Regions from separate parts of the Mus musculus genome. Here regions 1 and 3 are each linked to region 2. Evidence: chromatin loops called from intact Hi-C (ENCODE). Cell type or tissue: left cerebral cortex. All regions are shown on one strand.

Evidence for each region. A loop is a pair of places that touch in the nucleus more often than their neighbours do. Peaks named below come from ENCODE experiments on the same cell type or tissue, not always from the same donor. Only the 100,000 strongest peaks of a DNase experiment are listed, where the experiment ranks them.
Region 1: it touches region 2 in a loop (2.2-fold over the local background); 4 of 42 quality-filtered maps call a loop at or near these places.
Region 3: it touches region 2 in a loop (5-fold over the local background); 5 of 42 quality-filtered maps call a loop at or near these places.

The regions. Positions count from the first base shown.
Region 1 is chr2:132,573,166-132,581,165 of GRCm38, reverse strand. It overlaps Gpcpd1 (glycerophosphocholine phosphodiesterase 1), which reads left to right and starts at 2,918. Exons shown (of 20, transcript NM_028802.3): 1 at 2,918-3,098. In left cerebral cortex, CTCF peaks have their summits at 3,021 and 5,182; DNase peaks (open chromatin) are centred at 2,913, 3,401, 4,292, 5,159 and 1 more place; H3K4me3 peaks cover 5,309 bases; H3K27ac peaks cover 4,821 bases.
Region 2 is chr2:132,777,595-132,785,594 of GRCm38, reverse strand. Chgb (chromogranin B) reads right to left here and starts at 3,953. Exons shown (of 5, transcript NM_007694.5): 1 at 3,813-3,953. The coding sequence starts at 3,861. In left cerebral cortex, a CTCF peak has its summit at 4,009; DNase peaks (open chromatin) are centred at 1,427 and 3,913; H3K4me3 peaks cover 4,159 bases; H3K27ac peaks cover 4,657 bases.
Region 3 is chr2:132,509,633-132,517,632 of GRCm38, reverse strand. It overlaps 1700026D11Rik (RIKEN cDNA 1700026D11 gene), which reads right to left. Exons shown (of 4, transcript NR_028286.1): 2 at 5,416-5,558. Among named protein-coding and RNA genes, the nearest start is that of 1700026D11Rik, 23 kb to the right of the region's middle. In left cerebral cortex, a CTCF peak has its summit at 1,055 (motif pointing left); DNase peaks (open chromatin) are centred at 1,046, 3,057, 3,677 and 4,774; H3K27ac peaks cover 2,696 bases.

The sequences.
Region 1 (8,000 bases), 200 kb after region 2:
TTTATTTAGGAGGGAGGGACTTATTGTGGCTCACAGTTTAAGGGGATACAGACCTTCCTAGAGGAAAGTCATGGGCGGGTGGCTCTGTGGTTAGTGGGAGTATGCGGCAGGACGCCTCACCTCCCTACACGTTGGCAGAACGTGCTCACGTTTTTTTTTCTAGAGCGATATACTCAAGGCCTTGTAAAGCTTTCAAGTAGAGAGAGGTCATAAGTGGAAGTTCAGGAGGCTGTGACCTACATGGTGCACGACAGAGTCCAGGCTATGATTTAGGACTCTTTGGGCTACCACAAGGTATACAAACCACACAACTGATATCACCGAGAATGGTAAAGATGCTGATGGTGAAGCTAGAGTAGAATGTGGGACACAAGACACGTATCGGCCTTTCATCTAAGCCATAGTACTTCTAAGGAAAAAATGTGCAGGAAACAAAGCTGATAATAGCTACAACTACCAAGGGAGAAAAAAAAAAAAAGCTACACGCCCTCCTCCAAAGAAACATTATTTGTAACAAAAGTTCAGACTTGTAATATTAAATCCAGCAACATCGTGGCCACAAAGCAATATGCAATGGTGGGAGCGATAACCAGTGGGCTGTTTCCTAAAAAGCACCATCTGCTAAGTAATTGTGTTAAAATGCATATGAGAAATTGAATCAAATAAAACTAATTTCAGTAAACCGGAACTGGAGCAGTTTTAGCATCAAACAGCCTAACTTTACCTCTTGGAAATTTAAAATTCAGAAAGTAAGTGGGCTCCCTGGAATTCTCTGTCAAAGTCCATTAGTAGTAACGAGTCATTTGCTGAAGATTTATATTCATAATGTCACAGGCAGTAACGGGCAGAACACACATCTAGGCTGAGCTCTTAGACTGGGAACCTTTCCCATGAACACATTTAAAAACTTAGAAAATGAGATCGTGTGCTTATCCCAGACAACCAAGAATACGTCTCAGAATCCAGTGAGATGGCACATGCTAAGGGTTTCTGTGAAGTTTAAAATACTCAGTGCCCTTCTGGTAATAATAAAGTTAGTTCTCAGATTAACCTCATTAACGATATGTTCGAGGAACCATAACATCCCATAACATCCCATGTACAGAGCAGGAGCCAGAGGAGGGGACACACGGCTTGCCCAGCCCTCCTTTAGGAGCTGTGGTGGCAGAACCAGTCCCACGACTGATAGAGGGGTTGCTCTCAGAGTTTCTAGGCATGCACAGTAAACACTTCCCTTTTCGACTTTCATGGATTCAGGTTTCTTTGTAAATCATCTCTTGTTACTAGCTAGTTATCTTGTAGAAACCTCTGTTTCTGGCCATAGGCCATCCTTCAAGTGTGGATTCAAGTTATCTCCCAGAATCTGTAGGGGGTTGGTTACAGAGCTCAACTAGGATTCCAAAATGTTCAGGTTTCTTATATGATTAATATACTATCTTCATATAAGCAATGCATACCCCTTACTTTAGGGGTTATTTTAAGTTTATTTTGTATGTATGTGTGGTATGTATGTATGTGTATGTATGTATGCACCACATATGGGACTGGTGCCCTTCGGGGACAGAACAGGACATTGAAGTCCCTACACTGAAATTATGGAAAGTTGTGAGCTGCCATGTGGGTGCTGGGAACCAATTCCAGGTCTTCTGCAAGAATAAGCACTCTTAACTACTGAGCTATCTTTCCCACCCAGCATATGCCTTTATTTTTAAATCCCTCTCCCCCTCGTTTATATGTTAATACGAATACATTTTTCCCCCCATTTCTCGCCTGTGATTGCTTGAATCTGCCAATGTGGAACTCAAGGATACGTTGGGTCAACCATACTTTTATTGTTGTTTTGAGACAATGTCTTGTAATGTAAGCTGTTGCTGGTCTAGTACCCATTACGCAGGCAGGCAAGCCTCCAACTCATATCAACCTTGATTTAACCTCTGAGATTCTAGGATTACAGATCTGTATCAGGTGCAGATCTTTTGATATTTTAAGAGGATTTAGGGAGGGGCATGAGTTAGATCTACCATCCCGAACCATAAATATTGCACAAATGGTAGTTTGACTAAATGATGAGATATACTAAAAACATTCAAAGGAAGTAGACTCTTGAAAAACACCACTTAAGTATGACTAACAGCAGAGAAATGAAGTCACAGCGAGCAATTAGCAGATGTAGAGCAGTGGACCTTCAATACGAAAAGGTGATTCTGCTTGATGCTCACTATCTCAATTGAAGTGAAACCCGATTACATAATGTTGTGTTAGAAGTTACCTAGTGGTTGATCTTGGGCTGATTTAGGGTTGGAGGCACACACAGAGATAGAAGAGGAGGAAGAGGAAGAGGAGAGAGGGGAGGAGGAGGAAGAAGAGGAAGGGTAGTTTTAGAAAGCAAAGAACAACTCTAGTTTGGTTTTATTTATTTATTGACTTATTTTATTTATTTGGGGTTTGTGACAGCAGGCTTCTAGAAGTCAACAGGAGTCTGGTCTCTCTCACCATGTAGATTCCAGTGGGTGAACTCAGATCTTCAAATGTGGTCAATGCCTTTATCCACTGAGCTGTTCTGAGCTCCTTGTTTTAGCTTTAAGGATTTAGTCTGTGATTGTTTCCTAAGGAATGCAGTTTCCAGAAAACATCAGGCTCCCTCAGCTCTCTTTTTTGAGACAGGATCTCACTTTATAGCCTTGGCTGGCCTCGAACTCGAGTCTACTTGCCTGGCTCAACCTCCCCAACACTGGGATTACAGGCGCACCACCTTGACCTTCAGTACCTCAGCTGACCCCAGCCAGATGGGCTAAGGCTGTCGGGCCACCTCAGGTCTCTGGGCAGCCCTTCCAGGAACACGCAGCCCGCCCCCCGGCGCGCGGCCGCCGATTGGCCAGGACCGGACCGGGCGTGACGTCAGGCCCCGCCCCGCCGCCCTTCGACCCCGCCCCGCGGGGTGGGCTGGCAGTTTAGTCTAGGGCAGCTGAAACCGGTTTGAGAGGCGGCTGTAACTGGGCTCCTTGCTTCCTCGGGCCACCTAAGGGAGCGCTGGCGAGGCGCTGACGCTCGGCTCCGTCGGCCGCGGCCCAGGCTCTCGGCGCGGCCCGGAGCGGCAGGTGAGGGGGGCCGGCGGTGCGGGCGGGCGCTCACGCGGAGGGGCGGGCGGGCGGGCGGCCTGGTGTTCCGGAGCCGCGGTGCGGCTGGAACCCCGGCTGCCACGCGCGGCTGCGGTCCCACTGAGCGGCGTGACCCAGGACAGCCACGGAAATCCCGGGCGGAGAATAGGGGAACAAAGAAAACGGCGGAGCTGGAGCCCAAGCCCTCGGTGCCTCCCTTCCTCCGCGCCCCCTCAGTCACCTCGCGCCCGCACTGGTGACTCGCGCGGTTTTGACAGCTGCTTCTTTCCCCAAAGTGCCTAGAAATTAGTGCCCGCGAAAGAAACTCCGGGTGACAGTACAGCCGGGCGGGGGGAACCCAGGGCTTTGTGTAGCTCCTCGTCCGTGCCCTCGGTGACGTTTTAGGGCTGCGGTCCCCTTGGCGTCGCCGGCTTGGAGGCAGTGGCTGCCCCGTGCTGCTTCATCTGCCGGGTCCGGCCAGAAGCCCGAGGGCTTGGAAGCCTGGAGTTTGCCGGTTTCTAGCGATTCTCTGACTCTGCAAGCAGCAAGCATGGTCGGGTCTAGAGTCCCCTCTTATACTCCTGTCCCCTGCCACTCTGGGTCTCCTGCCCACTTAACTCTGCCCTTCAAGCTGCTGCCTGCTACATTTCTAACACAATAAGGAAAAGAATAAATACAAGCTGTCAGCCTCCCCTCTCTCCCAAATTGCTCAGTGTTCTAGAAACACACAGCACAAAATAAAACTGGTAAACCCCATGCAGTGGCTTACATACTAGGGGAAATCAGTGTTCTAAACAAAATTTAAATCTGTAAAGAGAGATACAGGAAATTTGCACCCGGAGAACTGGTAAACACAAGAAAACTGAATAATATTTGGTGTGTATAAAAAGTTGGTGGGTGAGTCAACTATTTGTATATAATAAAAACGTGTAATAAATGCATATGAAAATGATATCAACACGAAATGAAAAGCATTTGTAAAAAATCCCACTGCATGTCTAAAGATGATGAGATGTTAATTTGGCTTAAGGACTGTCCAAAGGCTAATGCCTTTGCTTAATGAAAAACCCATTCTTGTCTGCATATGTTTGATTAAAATATTAGCTGAAAGTATATGGAGGTCTGAGAAATGGGGCCATAGTGATCCCCCCACTAACACGGGCAGACATCAGTGTGGTCACTTAACCTGCTTCTTAATTATAGGATATTCTGAGAATCTGCTAGAATCGAGGAGAATTAGAAACAGCTTTTTTTTTCTTTGAAAAGTTTTAAAGGAAAACACAGATGTTCTTTTTTGGCCAGAAATATGTGCTTTAGCTAAAAATACCCACTTTCAGTTCAGCTGTAAGCTAAATGTTTCTGTCCCTTTGGGGTTAGCTTAAATTTCCAGTATGTTTCTCAAGCTGATAAACCAGCTAGGTCTGAAACTAGCTAGGTCCACAGTTGAAAACATTCAGCAAAAAAGAATAAACTTTTTTGTCAGGAGGAACTGTGAAAAGTTTTGATGTCAGTAAGTTATGGTGGGTGACATTTAAAAACTCCTTGAGTCTTTTAACAAACTTCAAATGGGCCAGACACAGGCTGCAATGCACACTTTTTTTTTAAACAAAAAAACAAAAAACAAAAAAAACCAAAAAAACAGCCAGGGCGTTGAAGTGAGATCCAGCCTCAAAAATAAGTAAGCAAATTAAATTAACAGCTCAAATTTACCTAAACGTGCTGTGTAGTATATATCTTTAGGTAGTACAAATTGGGAATTGCATTGGGAAAGGAATTACCAAAGCCAAAACAACAAACTCCGTAGTGAGGCGGTAGGTGAGCTGGTTATCTGTCTCAGCCGGGTGTGCAGTTACTAGCAGTTTTTACTCTTACCTTTTATGTGTATCTGAAAGACCTCCTTCATCCAAGTTGGGATATTTTTGTTTGTTTAGCAGAAGAATAAAGGTAGATGTAAACTTTGAGATCCTCAGTAGAACAGGTACTTTCTAAAACACTGTTACTGCTGTTTTGGAGGCGGTTGGGTGCTGAAGCTGTCCTGCACCAAAATTTTGGCCTCTGTCCATGGTCAAGTGAGCTGCCAGCACAGCGCCTTCCCAGGTTTGCTTGGTATGGTGCTACAGTTTTTGAGGGGTGAGAATTGAACTAGATTGCTGACTTTTGACAATTCAAGTGGACGATGGCACTTGTCTCCTGGACTGTTCTGTGTTTCCATGTGTTTGTCTCTGTGTAGTGCACCAGCTGCAGCTGTTACTGCTGAGTTGTCAGCGCGATCTCGCAACTGTAGAGATAGAAAACTTGGCTGTTTTCTCTTTTATTAAATATCCAGACTGTTCCTGGTTGTCTAATGAAGTAGATGTTTAGAGCTAAATTTGTACTCACTGTTAGTGTGAGTACATGGAAATAATTACATGTGACATCACTTACATTTGATTGAATTGGTTATAGCCAACGAGTAGTTAGCTGAATACCAATTCTGAAGTCTTGTAGATGAGCTTGACCTTAGTTTAGAATTGTAAACACTGGGTGAAAGTTCAGATTACAGTGTAAGATTTATAGGCTGGTTAGACTCACCAGAAAAGGAAGCTTGCTGAGAGGCCTGAGGGCCTCACTGCTGAGAGCCTGTGTGATCCCCAGGACCGTTCATGGGAGGAGAGAACCAACTCCTGCAAGTTGCCTCTGACCGTCATGTGTGTACCTTGGTCCTCCCTCCCTTTCCCCTTTTCTCTCTTAAAACACAAAGAGAAATTGAAGTTGGTTATTCAGTCAGTTGCTGAGTTATGGGTTTAGTCTGTCTCTTAAAATTATTTCAGTGTGCTGGATAGTAGTGGTGGGCACCTCTAATCTCAGAGGCTAACGCAAGCAGATCTCTGAGTTTGAGACTAGCTTGGTCTATAGATTCAGCCAGGGCTACAAAGAGAAACCCTGTCTCAAGAAACAAAACAACATTTAAATTCATTCAGTAACTTTAAAGCTTTTTTGGTTAGATTTGGGTCTGTTAAATGGAAGGTTGCAGTATCTCAATGAACCATTTTACTCATTAGAAAGTGCTTGTATGCTCAGGGTTTTGTCAGCTATTCTAAAAGAACTATTGAATATTCAGATAATCTACAACTTTTTTTTTTTTTCAAGACAGGGTTTCTCTGTATAGCCCTGGCTGTCCTGGAACTCACTTTGTAGACCAGGCTGGCCTCGAGCTCAGAAATCCACCTGCCTCTGCCTCCCGAGTGCTGGGATTAAAGACATGCGCCACCACGCCCGGCTTAATCTACAACTTTTATATAAGATTTTTTTTTAACAATTCTAGAACAACCACAGGATGTATACACATGAATAGATCTTGCTTACTCTTAGACACAAAATCAAATAAGGTATCTTATAAATAAATTATTTTGCTCATGAACACGTTTTTTTTTTCTTGTACAGTCTTGGAGTTTTTAACCAAAAACGGTAGAGTTGCCATATACGATACTGTTTGTCCAAATGAAACATTATATGACATTATTAATTTTGTTTTACATATATGTAAATATGATACTGTACATTTATAAAACAACATTCAGCATTTTACACATTTATAAAATAACATTTCACTATTACATCTTCTAATTGATGTACATGTGACAGTGGCTCCATAGTTAGTAGGTATTAAGCATTACTTACCAGCCTTCTCTAGGTGTTATAGATCAGGTTTTTGAACCTCAGACCAATTATTTATGGGGGACTCCTCAGTCACCATATGATGTTAGCAATACCATTGGCCTCTGCCCACTAGATTCTATCATCCGTATTCATAAATAAAATGAAATGTAGCTGGTAAATTAAGGGGGCATGATGCTGAATAAAAGTGTGATTGGTATTCTTTTAGAGCCCGGACATTCCTGCACAAAGGGTTTTTTTTTTTTTTTTTTTTTTTTTTTTTTTGGATAATTATTTGAGTAGTTATATAAAAATGTATCACAGTATAAAGAATGTGTTCTTAGTTTAGACTTAGTAACTATCTTGAAATATATGTGTCTGTGCCTATATATGTATTTTAAAAGTAATTTCCTGTCATCTCTTAGTTATTTAAGGTAGGTTGTGGTAAATATATTTGGCTAAGTCTGAAGGTAGGGAAGAAAAATTAGAAAATATGACTAAAAAGGCAAAGGATTTCAGTGTTAAGAAGTGTGGATTTCTGAAAATCTGCAAAGTGAAGACGAATGTTTTCCTTCATGTGTCAGAAGAGAGTAGAAGCCAGAGCAGCTGTGTGATTTTTGAATGATATTGATAACTAGAAAGAATGCTGTGGCCATAAGAACATCAGGTCAAGTTTTTTGTAATAGTTTGTAGTTGAGACTAAATTTAAAGAATTTTAATATGCTGGTCCTATAAAACTGAGAAGACTAAATTTTGAGAGGATTTGTGTGGGTAGCCAGTTACATTATATATTAGAAATAGACTCGGAACCTTGTTGCTAAACAAAGCTAGTTTCTGTAGTGGAGCTGAAAGGGTCCTGTTGCTTTTCTGACTCAAGTCGAAGTCTCCACTTAAGCCTTTTCTCTGTCTGTGGACTCTTTTCCTTTCACCCTCACCTGGGCCTGGCTAAGAAAGATAATGGTGACTTAGCACAGCTGCTTATCAGAAGAGAAAGTATGTGCCAAGAGAATCTTGACTCCCTAAAAATAAAGTTTGGACACATCTGCTTTGCAATTTTCTGGTCCATGTAGTCTTTGATTTTTGGGAAATATGTAACAAAACCATGAGCCTTAATAGATACTTAGTGCAATCAATTGTATATAAGGAGTTTGAAATGACTACTTGAATGTTTTATTTTTAGTTGTATCCCTTTATTCCTTACTATCAAAGTTACTTTTTTTTTTAAAGATAAAGGAAGGCAAAAAGTTGGGAGAAAAGGCACTAGGA
Region 2 (8,000 bases):
ACAGCCGTCCTATATTTGTGAAAAGTGTCTTAAGCTGTGCACTCACTCTGCAGTTTCCTACATTCTGTGCAATTGTAATTTTTTTTAATGGAAGCAGAATCAGGTGCCCTCTGCAGTTCTTTCCCTCTGTCTATACCAAGTGGTTATAGATCTGTGGCTCTCTCTACTACTCCAGTTCCCAAGAAAATCTCCTCCCTTATAAAAAAACCACGGGTACTAAAAGTCAGGTGTGGTGGTGCACATCTTTAATCACAGCACTCAGAAGGCAGAAGCAGGGGTGTGAGTGAATTCGAGACCAGCTTTGTCTCCCTGACTTCCAGGACTGCATAGAGAGACCCTATCTCAAAAACAAACAAACAACAACTGCAACAACTAACAAAGAAAAGCAAAAAACCTCCAAAACACAAAAATAACAACAACAAAACTCTCAACAATAACAACTACCAAACCCATGGATATTAGATCATTACTCACACAAGACCTTTGCTTACATGATCTGCTTTCACTGTGATGGTTTTATGAGTTGTTTACAATTGTATAAACACCTAGAAGTATCAAGTTCTCCAGCACATTGTTACGGTCAGGATATCCAAGATGGCATTTAACAACTGGTATATGACAGTATGTTTCAAAGGAAAAATTAATGCTCAAGATTTTATGAGACTCTGTCCCTGCCTTAATCAGCATTTGGAGTGTCTTTGTTGGTCAGAAAATAACCTGGTGACCAGCATTTGCCGGTGCCACATCTTCCTTCTCCCAATGATTGCTGCTTTTGTTATTTTACCTTTCGCTTTCCCTTTGTTTAATCCTTTCTGCTAGAGAAGCTCAAAGCCTTTACAAACACTCTTATCTCTACAAACAATCATTATGCTAGGAAAAAAAAAAACTTAAAGAGGAGCGATTCCCTTGGTCCCCAGAATAGAAGACCTAGCTGGGGCAAGAGCAAAATTCTCGAGCATCAGACACTAAAGCTACTCAAAAGCTATTTATTTATAACGAGCACCCTAACCTTCCTTCCAAACCAAGCCTGTTCAAACACCTACTCACCCTACCTAACCCACTGCCTGTCAACCCAGAGGAAAAAAATACATGCGACTTGGAGCGAATGTCTCTCATTTGCTTACTTTACTAAACATCTACCCCAATTGTTTTCAGGGTCCCACTGTTACCCAGGTTTATTAGGGTCACTTAAAAATGTTTAAAAAGTGCTTGATAAGCTATGAAGAAAGACTCCGGTTCTTCCTCAGAGACAGGTCAAACAAAACCTGACTGGCCAACGGGGTTCTTATGCCTGGCTCTGGAGGTTCTGTGGTTTTTCCTTTTCTTTAGTGCTGCAGACTGAGCCCAGATCCTCACACATGGCAGGTGATCACTCCCTGACCGAGCCCCGGCCTAGGGCCAGTCTTTCATGGTCCAATGTCTGCTATTTTGAGAACACGCTCACTTTGGCGAGTCTCTTTTTCCACCTCAAATCTGTGAAATCCTCTGGAAAGAATAACTATGGAAGAATTACTCCCATAATGACTGAGAAGTCACCCTTTCCAAGTTCAACTTTCCAGACCTTCTGTAGCAGTGCAGATCCACATATATAGTTCTGCCTGTTGTTCTTTCCCAATATAAACTGGGTACTTTAACTACCCAGACTGCCAAACTATTAACCCTTGTCAGAGTTGATGGACAAGGGATGTCTCATTGTCCTAGACAATTAGCAGTTTACAAATTACTAGTATAGAGCATCCTCGTTTTCCCAAGGGAGACTCCTCAGACTCTTCTTAATCGAAAGGAACTAGGGTTTGCTTATGGAGCTGCGTTGTGAGCCTTGGTGAGAGTGCTAAGTAATATGTATTTCTTCCAATAGAATCTGTGAGAGCAAAGAAATGACTAAAGATGTATTAGGTACCCAAAACTGGTTTAGCTTATTTCTGTAGCAAATAAGAAATACATTTAATGCTTATGGAAAAGTAAAATAATCAAATGACAAAAAAAAATCAAATAGCAAATCTGAGAATAGCTCTTGAAGCATCAGCATCCATAAGACTATGAAGGTTTGATTCATGTGAAAATCACAGCTGCAAAGTAGGCTCAGCATGTTCTTTTGCTGGTAAACCATGGGCACCCCAAATTCCACCAAACTTGCGAGTCAAACAGGATCTGCATAGCAAAAATACCTTTATCTTTTATGTGATATGGATATGGATTTGGTTTATTCATATTAATTTTTAAGGTGCACAGTACTTACACAGACAGTTGTGGATCTCCTTCAAGAAGCTCGAAATGGTAGAAAATTAACCAGATGACTTCCTGGGGTCTCAACCATGATTTTACTAAGTAACAAACTACTGGAATCCCCTCATTGCCAGATTTGGGGAGGTGGAAATGAGGAGGTGAGTGCTAAGATACATGGTGTGTTTCTGGGGTGATGACCATGCCCTAAAATTGGTAGTGGAGATGGTTATAGTCAAAGTGAAGCAGTAGGCTGCACGATGAGTGAGTAGTTGCCTAAAACAGAAGAGATTTGCATAGCTTCGGTATTTTACTACTAAATATTCCTTCATAAGAGGTATGAAATGTTTAACCACCACCAAAAAGTTTAATTAACCAGTTAAACGATTTACAAAAGGCTTACTGTTTTGTAATCTAGAACAGAATGTACATTGTGTACAATGTATCATTGTGTCCTGTTCAGCAATATCTTTCCGAAATACTTTGGACTTGAAAATTTCTAAGTTGTTCAGTTTGTTTCCTTTTATCAAATTAAGAATATGATATTTATAAAAAATAGTTATTTATAAAAATGATTTTTAAAAATAAGAACATTATGAATGCAATAACATAAATTACCATTGGCTTTCATTTTGTCAAACATTGGATGAGAGATTCCTGTCAATCAAAGGCATATATATATATATATTATATATATATATATACATCTATATATTTCATATAGACATATGGATATCTCAATTCTAGTTAGAAATCTCAGTCTCAGAACAAAACACTTTTCCGAGGACATTCACAGAGACAAAGAGCTGCTAGTGTAATTTGGTGTTATACTTATTTTTCAGTCTCCCAACACAAACACATCTTTCAGGCTATTGGAGACCATTGAGTAAATTTAGAGTAGTTTGAGACTTAGCAACGCACTCATCCACACACAACCGTCAAATATTAACTACTTCTGCTTTCATTCTTCAAAATTGACTAAAACATTTATTTTGCTACTCCAAAGATAATTTCATGGGTGTAACACAGTCTTGTTATTTTTATTTCTGGAGCACAAAAGGAAAGAAATATCTAGTACAGCTTCCATTCATAAATTAACATGTGAATTACCTCTCTTTAGAAACATAAATACAAAGTGTAAATATGTTAACCCTGTAAACAGACACACGAAGACCTGCACACACATATATGACACGCTGAGGGAAATGCCTTAAATGCACTCAGATTTAGTTCTAACTCAGTGCCTTTATAATAATAGAGGAAACTCTGCAGGGGCCAACTGCGTGCATTCCCACCCCTCTGCGGTCACGGGGCTGTGAAAAGTCACACGGAGAGTCAGGCTACAAAGGCTCTCTCTAGCTCTGTATAGAGCCTGACATCTCTGCAGAGAACACAGAATGCGGCTTTGCTTCCAAGGGCTGCACAGCCCCGGCGGGGAAAGGAGGAAAAAGCTGGACAGCTCTTGCTTCTCCTACTCAAAGCCAGGCCAGGCAAGGCAAGGGATACAGGGAAGAGGAGAGGCGAGATAGAGGGTGAAACCCAGTGCCGCCAGCTCTAGGAGCTGTCCGGGGTGCTGAAATCCCACTCACCGGCCAGAGCCGCTGCGCCCAGGAGGCCGAGGAGCATAGCCGGCTGCATGGTGCCTCTCGCCAGCTGAGTGTAGGAGGAGCTCGGCGGGTGCGGGCTCCGCAGAGCAGCTGTGGCGCGGTGGGCGCAGGCCTGGCTCTTATGAAGGGCAGGCGGGGTGCAGTACCCGGGGGCGAGCGGCGGGCGGGGGCGCCCCTCGCTCAGCCCTGACGTCACGGAGCAGCCCCGAGGCGGCGCCAGCGGGCGGAAGCACAGCCAGTGTGTGCGGCCTTGCGCAGGGTCCCAGCAGGCACGGGCAGGGATGCGGGGACGCCAGGTGCTGTAGATCTCAGGCAAGAAGGGACAAGGGTCCGGCTCATATTGTCGCGCCTGCGCTCCAGCTCCTCCGCGCACACCTCCGATGCTGCAGTTTGGGGTTGTGGGATACTTGTGATTCTGAAGTGTGTAAATGACGGGGGTCAGCTTTCTGTATCCTCTGCCAAGCTGAAGAAAATCCTTGCTTGGAATAAATACACAGGCGGTTCTTAGACCTTAACAAGAGAGTAATGGCTGTAAACCTCAGTGTGCAACCATGAATGTGTAACCTGCTCTTGGTTGAGATGTTTGGTCAGTGTCTGTGTATCCCATCTATGGCACTTCTGTCTTCTGTTTATGGAATCTCCTACCCGACGTACTTATTCAGATGAACTTAAAAAATCAAACAGGCCAAAGGATACACTTCAAAATTCTCTCTCTCTTTTAACCTCAATTTTTTCCAAGTTCAGTTTTTTCTGTAACTACTTTCTGTGGCTTAGGCCTATTTTAGTTTGGAGCACACATAATTGGTGCTTTTCCTTTCGCTCTCCCCACCCCTCTCCCTCCCCCTCCCTTCCATTCCCATCTCCCTCTCCCTCCTCTCCCCTTCCCTCCTCGCCCCCTTCCTCTCCCCCTCTTTCTCTTGATTGGTCACTTACCCAGCTCTTCTGATAGACATTTATTTAAGCTGTCACCCTTTGGCCCTTAGTTACTCTTTTACAACAGGAGCATAGCTTGGGGTGAGGTAAGGAGTACATCCTTGAAAACCTGTTCTTCTTTGCTTGCTTTTAAATAGAGATAGAAACGCATTTTAAATTATGTGCGCAATGGAGATGATAGCATCTTCCAGGTTATTTTCAACATGGATTCTGTTAGCCTGATAAGGAATTGGGGGAAAAGCGCCAGGCAATCGTCCTGCCCAGAAGAGACACAATCTGCTCTGATAACAGATTTCGAGGACCAGTGAAACCTGACGTGAGATCTTTTTGGTCAGGTGATAAAAGTTTTCAGTTCCTTTTCCTGAAAAGAGTGAGGCTCAAATTCTCTTTGCACATGCTGAGAACATAGAAAGATGCCTCTCCCTGGAAGGTTATTTACCCAAACTGCAGCCTCAGAGCATATGTTTTTAATTTTTCATTTATGTTTTTCTACATTGCTGGAGAGAACACAGAGCCACGGGCATACCAGGAAAGCACTCTACCAGTCTCCTATATCATCAACCCCAGTCTTAAAAATGATAGTTCTGCGACAACTGGTAAAATTTGAAAAGGCATGTAGATTACATCCCTCTCTGGGAACTGCACACATGTGTAGGCAAAACACCCATCCACATAAAAGGAAATACATCTTTTCAAGTTTTAAAAAGAAGAAAGCAAAATATGAAAATGAACAAAGCCTATTGTCAGAGAAGGACTGGAAACTCTTGCCCACCTGGGCTACATATAACAAGCAGAGAATGTGTGAGAAGACACAGGATATTACACCAGAGAGGCCAGTGCTTTGTAAGCGACCTGCAAAGACTCACAGGCCTTATGGCCCAGTTCTTTTTGACTGGCTGCTCTCCTTAGTTCACTACCCTATTCCCATTTTCAGTAGTGACTCCTTTATAAACGTATTTAATTATGTATTCATTGAGATAGGGTCTCACTGTGTAGACCAGGCTGGCCTGGACTCACAGAAATCCACCTGCCTCTGCCTTCTGAGTTCTAGTTCTGCTTTTAGCCATGCATCACACTTCAATGAGTCACCCTGTGTTTGTTCCCCCAACCCCCACCACTATAATCTGTGCTTGTAACTGTGCTGGCATGTCTTTGCTGATTTCAGGGAGAGGTCCTTGGATAGTCAAAAAATGTCATTGTTTTTAGAAATGCATATTGAGGTTTCTAGTCTCAAAATTTGTGAGAAAGTATAAGGAAAAGAGAAAAAAGGAATCACTTTCATATCTTAAAAATTAATATACATACACATACACACACACACACACACATGCATACAATTGGTTTTTCCAGACAGGATTTCACTATGTACTCCTTGGTGTCCTGGAACTCTAACTCTCTCTCTTTCTCTCTCTTTCTCTCTCTTTCTCTTTCTCTCTCTCTCTCTCTCTCTCTCTCTCTCTCTCTCTCTCTCTCTCTCTCTCTCTGTAAAACAAGATGGCTACAAACTCACAGAGATACTTCTGGGTGCTGGAATCTAAGGTGTGTGCCATCACTACCACCTGGCTTGATTTTCTTTTTTAATTTAAAGATGGGGCTTTATTGTGTGTAGCCCTGACTAGCCTGAGACTATGTAAACCAGGGCAATCTAAAACCCACAGAGATCCTCCTGCCTCTGCCTCCTGAGTACTGGTGTTAAAGATGTGCACCACTATGCCTGGCTAAGTAAAGAAAAAATATATATAAACATTTGGGCAATTATGATGAACTGTATACTAAAATAGCATACCATTTTTGCATTTTTCTAAAGTCTGAAATTCTTTTAAAAAATCAAAAATGAATGTTTGAGGCCTAAAAGAAAACAGTGAACATTGGAAATAGGAGATTGTTTGGTGTGATGGCTCAGCATAAGTTGAGGCCAGCCTGGACTGCAATAGTGAATTCCAGGCTAGCCTAGGCCAAAATGAAAACAGCAAGAGAGGGGGGAAGGTACAGTCTACGAGAGAGGTTCTCCCTCTATTGTTGACATAACACAGGGTTAATGCCACTCTTTAAATATACCAGGTATTGGTAGTTATTTAAAGCTGCTCTCTCCTTGAAGTATTTATACACTGGTTTTCCAATACTTCCCCTCTCTTCTTTTTCCCTAGAAAACCATGGGATTAAACAATGTTAAAATCATCTTTTGGCTTCTCAGGTTGGCCTTGGGCTAAGTTGGCTGCTCATTAAGACAACCTTGGTGACCTTGGTGAAGGAAAGCTCTTTTCTTTCATGGCCAAGAGCCAGTCTCTACATTAAGTTTTAGATCTCTCTGTGCTTGGGTGAAGGATGCTGAGAGCGGACTGCCAGGATCTACATTGTTGTCATAGAAGAAAAAAAGGGCGAACACTGTGATGGTTTTTTTGTATATGCTTGGCCCAGGGAGTGGCACTATTAGGAGGTGTGGCCTTGTTGGAGTAGGTGTGTCACTATGGGTGTGAGCTTTAAGACCCTCATCCTCGATGCCTGGGAGCCGGTATTCTGCTAGCAGTCTTCAGATGAAGATGTAGAACTCTCAACCTCTCCTGCACCATGCCTGCCTGGATGTTGCCATGTTCCTGCCTTGATGATAATGTGCTGAACCTCTGAACCTGTAAGCCAGCCCAAATTAAATGTTGCCCTGATAATAATTGCCTTGGCCATGGTGTCTGTTCTCAGCAGTAGAACATTAACTAAGACAAACACTAAAGGGAACCATGGGAACTCTGAAGGGGGGGATATAAACACAGCTTTTAATGATATCGTGGCCCACCTATCCTGGGAATCCTGTTTTGAGATGGACCTTTCCTAACTCCCCTATAATTTCATCTTGAAAAATAACCCAGAGTTTGTATGTATGTGGATGTTTCTCTAGAGACTCCTGGGCCCTGATGCTTACTCTGTTTCAGGTCTCTTTACTCACTGACCCAGGACTCACCCTCTCCATACTGCCTCATTTTAGTGAGTCTTGTTATCTGACGGTAAAGGCCATCTCGTGGTTCTCTTTAAGCTGCTGGCCATTCTCAGTCCTTTATACTCCCACACAATGTTTTCAATCCATTGTCAAATTTCACTTAAAAAACCCTGCAGGGATTTTAACAGGAACAACATCATGCCTTTACATCAATATAGGAGCAGCTGGTATCTTGACAGTATGGAAAAGGCTTAGTTGTTTGGTTTATTCTGAATATAGTCTTATCTCAGATAGCACAACAATATACC
Region 3 (8,000 bases), 270 kb after region 2:
CTCTCTGAGTGCCTGCCTGCATGTATGCATACAAACCACACTCATGCCTGGTGCCCTCAGAGGCCAGAAGGCCACATTGGAACTGGAGTTACGGATGGTTGTTAGCCAGCCTGTGAGTGGTGGGATTGAACCTGGGTCTGGAAGAGCAGCTAGGTCCTTAATCATGGATCCCTCTCTCCAACCGTTGTCGTTTTGAAATTGCTTTGTGGAGAGCCCTTTGGGGTGCTGGCATTGGCCAAGGACAAGGAAATGCTCTGGCAGGAATCTGACACTGGCCATGACAAGGACGTAAGCTCAGGCAGGAATCTGACTGGGCTGTAATAGAGAAGTAGGCTTCAGGCAAGATTTGGGGCTTGGACAACGAAGTGGGCTCAAGTATTTTGGTTGTTCTGACAAGCCCTTTTAAACAACTGTCACAGGACTATTCATGGGACTTCACTTACTGCCTTGCTAGTTCCTTATTGTACTGCTCGCCCTGAATACTTGCAGGTAATTTAAATGGTACAAAAAAGCGGATTGGGAAAGTTAAATTTGCCTTTTAATTGTCTTGGAATTGTCTACTTTTTTCTTTTCAATCCTCACTCCTGAGCTGGAGAACCTGTTGACTGACTGAGCGGGCTTGGTCATTGCTTCTTGCTAGGTTGCTCTGGCTGGCCTGGAACTCACAGAGAGCCCCTCTCTCTGCCTCCCAAATAATGAGACTACAGCCATGTGCCACCATGGCCAGATTTCGTGGGGTTTTGTTGTCGTTGTTGTTGTGGTGGTGGTGGTGGTGGTGGTTTTCCAGGCTGCCTCCTTATGTAGTTGAGCTGGCCAGGACCTTGCTACAGTTCTCTGGTCATATCCTCTAAATGCTGAGATTACAGATATGTGCAGCCATGCCTGGTTTTGAATTTTTTATGAATTGCTGGTCATAATTGTCATTGATTCCATTTTAAGGGATATTCTCAATAGGTAGCTAAATAATCGTACTAGTTGCAAAAACATATTTCCAGTGAAGAGGTGTTATTCCATTTTAGAAGAGCGGGGAGCGATAAAATTTTAGTCGTGAGCGCCACCTAGTGGACACCATGTGCACCAGGTCACTGCAGCACTGTAATCTGTTTACCAGTGTACCTCAGCTTTTGCACGGATTTCCAGCAAGACTTCTGTTTACCGCTGTGAACAGACACCATGACGAAGGCAACTCTCATAAGGACAAAATTTAATTAGGGCTGGCTTACAGGTTTGGAAGTTCAGTCCATTATCATCAAGGCGGAGCATAGCAGCGCCCAGACAGGCATGGTGCAGAAGGAGCTGAGAGTTCTCCATCTTCATCTGAAGGCCGCTAGCCGAATACTGGCTCCCAGGCAACTAGGGGAAGGGTCTCAAAGCTCACTTCCACAGTGACACACTTCCTCCAACAAGGCCACACTTCCTAATAGTGCCATTCCCTGGGCCAAGCATATTTAAACCCGCAGAGCTTCTAACACTTCTAATCTTTAGTCTACCCATCCAGGTAGCTGCAGCAGTGTGGTGAGGTATGCCAGCCATTAAATCCTGTCCAACAGCAGGCCAAATTCTTCAGAAACCAAAGGAAGCAATGAGAGTTAGCAGCTGATAAAGTGAAGATAAAGTGACTGATAAAGTGAAGAATTAAAACCCCACAATCCCTCGTCGTTTAAATCCTTGCACCCGGCTCAGAAGTGTCGAATGCGCGTTTAGAGAGTTATTGCAGAAGCGGGCGTCAACTTCAAGTTAGGATTTTCCCAGCCTCAGAGCGTCCCATCTCTTCCCCCACGGAAAGGGGCTTTGCTGAACCTGTGATGCATCTGCCCTCTAAGTGCTCTTAATAGTCTCCCGAGGGACATCTGGGTGCTTTCCACATTGGCCTGGTGAGAAGGGCTACTGGAGACACGCATGCGTGCTGTGCATAAATCCTCAAGACTCTAGTTATGGGTCCTACCATTATTGTGCATTATTTTTTTGGTTTATTTATCCTTATATTCACACTCTAATGAATTTTTAAACTGGAAATATTTTTTCTCACATATCTTGATCATGGTTTTCCTTCTCTCTACTCCCCCAGCTCCTCCCCCTCCCTTCCCGTTCGAATCCACTACCTTTCTGTCTCTCATTAGAAAACAAACGGACTTCTAAGGGATCATAATAAAGTAAGGTAAAAACAAAACCACATTAATTGGACAAAACAAACAGAAGGAAGAGCCCAAGAGGAGGCACAAGAACAGAGACTCGCTTGCTTGCATGCTCGGGTATGGCACAAAGCACGAAACCGGAAGCCATAATATACGAGCTCCGCCCTGGCACAAAACCGGGCAGGCCCTGCGCAAGCCATGCCGCCTGGGTCTCTGTGAGTTCACGTGAGCTTTGGTCATGTTGATTTAGAGGGCTTCGTCTTCCTGGTGTCCTCCAGCCCTCTGTCTCTAACACTCTTTCTGCCTCCCCTTCCACAGGGATCCCTGAGCCGTGCAGGGAGGGATTTGATGGAGGCAGCACACTGAGGTCGGGGTGTCCCAAGGTCCCTCGCTCTCTGCATAGTGTCTGGTTGTGGGTCTCCGTTTGCATCTGCTGCTGGAGGCGACTCCTCTGATGATGGTGGACAAGGCTTCCCTGGCTGGAGTCACATGTTTAATTTTTTAAAGAAGCCACCAAAACTTTCCACATCGCTACCGTTTTACTCTTCCACTAGCATCGCGATTTGTTGCCCCTCAGCTTGCTAGAACTTTCTACGGCCACTGTTTCTTCCTTCAGCTATGCTCATAGATGGAGAAGATGACAAGGGCAGCAGGGCAAAGGGTAGATGTGCTGAGTAGAGACGGATGTGAGAACAGAGCCACTGGCTTGGGTGATGTTGGCAAAGAAAAATGAGTCGCTTGAAACGTGCCCTGAGCCAGGACATTAGGGCAGCAGCAATTGGGAGCACAGAACACTCAGATCCAAACAGCTTCAGTTAGTGACAAAAGGTGGAGATGCTACTGAGGGAGACTATATACTCCTGTATCCAAGTCGCCGAGCTCCAAGACCAGCTGTACTCGGGCCCCATGTGCTGTGAGGCTGTGCTGGCACAGAGCCCCACAGCACACAAAAACTCATGCTTCCTGCAGAAGGAGACCAGGGAAGCAGCTCCGGCTATTGGGTATTTTTATTTCTTGTCACACATGCAGATCTGCATGGGTTGAACAGCCAAATAATTTCAGATAGAAGCCACCGTGTGAAGGGTGCCCTGACTGACCCCACCCCCCACCCCGTTCTGGGCTGTGTCCCAGTGACATTGCTGCCCACAAATATATGCAGGCCGAGTGGAGGAGGTGGCCTCAGGAGCCCCTGGCTGGTTTACAGGTAGGTAGCCGGCCATGACCCAGCCTGAGTGACCAGTGACTGTAGAGTCAGAGACTGCTTGTCACCTAACCAGCCCTTTAAGTTGGTCTGGTGGCAACATGCATCAATCCTCATGGTTTACCTCTCCTGCTCCTGAGGGGGAGGGCATGGGGGCGGGGAAGAAGCAGCCACACCTCCTCATCCATCTGCACCAGAGGCTCTCAGAAGACCAAGTTCTCTCAGAGATCTGTCCTCCACCCCCTCACACCTGCCATGTCGCCGGCTCTACCAACTCCTTGCCAAAGTACCCTGCTGTCTTCCTTCCGTTCTGTGAGGACACAGATCTCAGGATGGTTGGACTGTAGGGTTTTTTTATTTTTTGTTTTTTTTTTTTGTTTTTGTTTTTTTTTCCAGCAATCTGGGTCATGTTGTCCCTCTCCAGGGGAGGCTTTTCTGGTGGCTTCCCAGCAGGCCTTGCTTGGCATAGTTTCTCCTTCTGGGCTTCTCTCTGTACAGTCCCCGGGGCTCATTCTCGCTGTCTTAGCTCTTAGCGGGGTTTTGTTTAAATCTGTTTTTAGCATGAAGGGATCTGGAGGAAGGGAGAAGAGCTATAGCCCAGGCTCTCATGATACCTAAAATCGAGGTATCAAACATTGTTTTCTGTACCTGAAAGAACACATAAATTGTGCAAATGATGCAAGGGACAGCTGGGCTAGGCTGGGCACTATGACAGCGCTGTGACAGTGCCCAGCCCAGCTGTACACACCTCCTCATACAGACCCCACGGCTATTTCTTCCAGTCTTTTTCCGCCCCTGCCATCCCCAGCAATCCTATCTGGCGAATTCCCATTCTCCATCCTTTCCCTTCTTCATATGTTGCCTATAGTTTTTGTTTGTTTTGTTTTGTTTGTTTGTTTGTTTTGCCTTGGTGCAGGCAATTTTGTGCATCTTTTAAGGGGTGTGGCCCTCCAGCCCTTATCAGGGACTTTGCTACATCGAAACATGTAGTTGTTTTTGGTTTGCACATCTCTACTGCTACAAAGGCGTTGGTCTCTCACACTGTTCCTACCATAGTTTGTCTCTCCTGCTAACGCACACTTTGCCGTTTCTTTTCCCCATGAATGCACAGTTTGCCGTTTATGTCTCCCGTTAACGTACAGCTGGGTTCCATTCAGCTTTGCTGCGCTGAGGACGATTCCCCCTTCCCCTCGGGTTCCCATGTCAAGATGTCTGGCTATGAAATTGCAGCCTCCACTTCACTGGTAAAGGCCAAAGTGACCCCACCAGTTTATGTCCTCCATCCCATCCCTGAAGTGCCTGTGAGTTATCCACGTCTAAGCAAGTGCTTTAGAATGGCTGCCCACGGGGGATGTAAGCCATGCACAAGGAATCCCCTCTCCTCTCCCTTCAGAGCCGTGGAAGCAGTTTTCACTGGCTTGGTGCTGTTTGCTCATCTTCAAGTGAGTCCCGGGAGGGAGGGGCTCTCCTGGAGACGCTCCCACTGAACGGACCCAGAGGTGCTCCAGGCTGTGAGGGCTTGGAAGGTTCTTGCTCCGTGGAGCCCCTCCACAACACTCAGGATCTAAAGCGACAGGAGCTTGGTCTCTGGAACTCGACCACGTGAGAGGGACTTCCTGACTCTGAAGACTGGGCCCCCCCGCCCCCCCCCCCCCCCACACACACACGGAGAGAAGATGAGCCTTTAAGCCCAGGGCGCAGCTGCTGCTCAGCCTGGTGTCAAAAGATAAAGACGCAAACAGGAAACCACAGGCCAACGCATCTTACTAATACAGATTCAAAACTCTTCAACAAAGAGATAGCAGAGGGATCTTGCAGCAGCACAAGATTAAGATCCTCTTAACACTTGAGGTTCACCCTTGGAACCTAAGGCATCAAGATGTGAAGGGCTAGACTCAGGGACAGGCTACCTCAAAAACAAGACCGATGCAGAAAATTAATAAGGCACATCTTAATGAGATAAATGTTTAAAAAACACATGGCCATCCCAATAGACACAGAAAAAGTATGGGGTACATAAATCTAGTGCCTCTTCATAAGGAAAACAGTTGTTGAGGGAGGACCAAAAAGAGAACACACCTCCTGCCGATAGAGGACACCCATGAAAGCCCACAGATGAACAGGAAGACGAGGATACCACCTTCGAGAGATATTTCTATTCAACAGTGAGTTGGACGTTCTAGGAAGAAAGTTGGCAAGAAGAAGAAACAAAAGGATTCCAACTGAAAAAGAGGAAATAAAACTACAGTTATTGACAGGACACTTCATCTTATGCCTAGAAAATTATGAAAATGTCACTAAAAACGATGGCTTGTCAAGACTGTAGAATGTAAATTCAATATATAAAAATAACCATTCCTCTATACTATCAACAAAAGCAATTTAAGAAAATGGTTCTATTTTTTTAAATAGCAATCACAGAAAGCAAAATATGTAGGAATACATTTTTTAAAAGTATAAAATTTATATTCTGCAAAAAATACAAAGCAGCATTCAAATAAAGAAATTTCAAGTAAGTGAAAAGACAGCCTTTGTTCATGGGTCAAAAGACAGAGCAGGGATGACTTCCCCACAGTGCTGTCATGAACAGGGCTGCTCCCCCCCCTCCCCCCCCCCCCCCCCCCCGCCCTCCACCAGTGCTGTCATGAACAGGGCTGCTCCCCCCTCCCCCCCCCCCCGCCCTCCACCAGTGCTGTGGTGAACAGGGCTGACTTCCCCACACTGCGGTAATGGCTAGGTTGTTTGTTGTTGCCGTTTTGCATTTTCTTTGTATTTCCTAAGATTACATTTTTTTCCATATTTCTTCACATTCTAAGTTTTCCTCCCCCAACTCCCCCCAGGTTCTCCCTACTGTTCCACCTCCCTACTCCACACCCTTTGTCTCTTTAAAAAACAAAGAGCCCAAGAAACAAACAAAAAACCAAAAATTGAAACAAACAAAACACCAATAAAACAAACAGAAAAACAAAAACAACAAAAACCACCTCCAAAGCCCAAACCTAGCAAAATGAGTTAAAAGAAAAAGCTTCTCCGAAAACACCGTTGAGTTGGTTTTGTGTTGGCCAACTACGCTTGGCATGGGGCCCACCTGGGTGCACTCAGTGATGCTCCACTGGAGAAAACTAATTTTTCCTTTGCAAGTAGATATCAATTGCAGGTAGTTTCTTGGTTAGTGGTGGGAACCTGTGTCCACTTCTGCCACTCAGTACTGGCACCCTGTCTGGCTTGGACCTGTGTAGGCTCAGTTTGTACTGCCACAGTCTCTCTGAGTTCATAGGTGTGCAGTCCTGCTGTGTCTGAAAACCACTGTTTCTTGGTGTCCTCCGTCCTTTCTGGCTCTTATCTTTCTATCTTCTCTTCCACAAAGAACCCCGAGCCTTAAAGGAAGGGGTTTGATGAAGACATCCTATTTAGGCTTGGGCACTCCAGTCTCTCACTCCCTACACGTTGTCCAGTTTTGGGTCTCCATGTTAGGTTCTATCTACTGCAAGAAGCAGCTTCTATGAAGGTGGCTGAGTGAGGAGAGTGATCTGTGGTTGTAACAGGATGATATTAGGAGTCGTTTTGACTGCGATGTTCCTTTAACAGAAATACCAGAACCACGATCTATCCATCTCAGGTTCTTGGCCACTCTAGTAGTGTCAGACATGGGCTCCATCTTCTTGAGTGGGCTTTAAATCCAATCAGAGTGGCTGGTTAGCCTCACAATTAGTGGTTGGATAGTTTCCTGTTGCACTAAGACTATCTTTTAGGTAGGTCACTGTGTAGGTTTGTAGTTGGGTCAGTGGATATCATTCTCCTCTGACAATGTTCAAAGTACCAGTGCCACGAACCCTAGTCAGTAGAAAGTGAAGCCTCTACTTGGGGACCAGCTTGGCGTTTTTTGTGTTTGATGAGGTATGTGTTGTCTTCAGCAATACATCTCATGGTAAGTTTGTGAGGAGTAACTAACAGCCTTGACAATAGCTTGAGTTGTTTGGGAGGCTCTATGAGGTCCCCTTAGTCAACAACTCAACTACATGTAACCGATTCCTGACACTGGATATTTCACCTGGTGACATAAGATGTCTTGATGGAGCATTGTCTACCCCATTAATTATACAAAGTACAGTCGTCAAATCAATATAGGAGGCTGGGTTTGTAGCTCAGTTGGTAAAGTGATACTTAGCATATCTGAGGCCCTGGGTTTGACCCCAGCACCACCAAAAATGAATGTGATGGCACATGCCTCTAGCCTCAGGCCAGCTGCATACCTGGGGCAGCTTCAGCAGAGAGGGACCAAGCATCCCATGTTAGAGCTTCCCTGGAGATAAGCAGCCCCAGGGGACCAGCAGCAATGCTGCCTTTCAGAGAAGAGGAGAATGCTCAACCTGATTTAGGAGAACAGGAAGCTCATATAGAGCTTGAACGCCACCTGTGGGTGGTAGCATGGGCCACTGTTGGTCATTGATCACTCCTCCCCAAACTCAATTTTATGAGTCACAGTCATGTTCACAGCAGAGTTTCTGACTGCATCTTATATGAAATCAAGAGAAACCATCTTTTTGTGGGAGCCAACATATCTGTATGGCAGAAATATACTTCACACAAAACAGCTCCAAATGGCCTGGTTGTTTACCGTGGAACAACTGTAGCAAAGGACGAAACAAAAAGAAAGCTCGTGT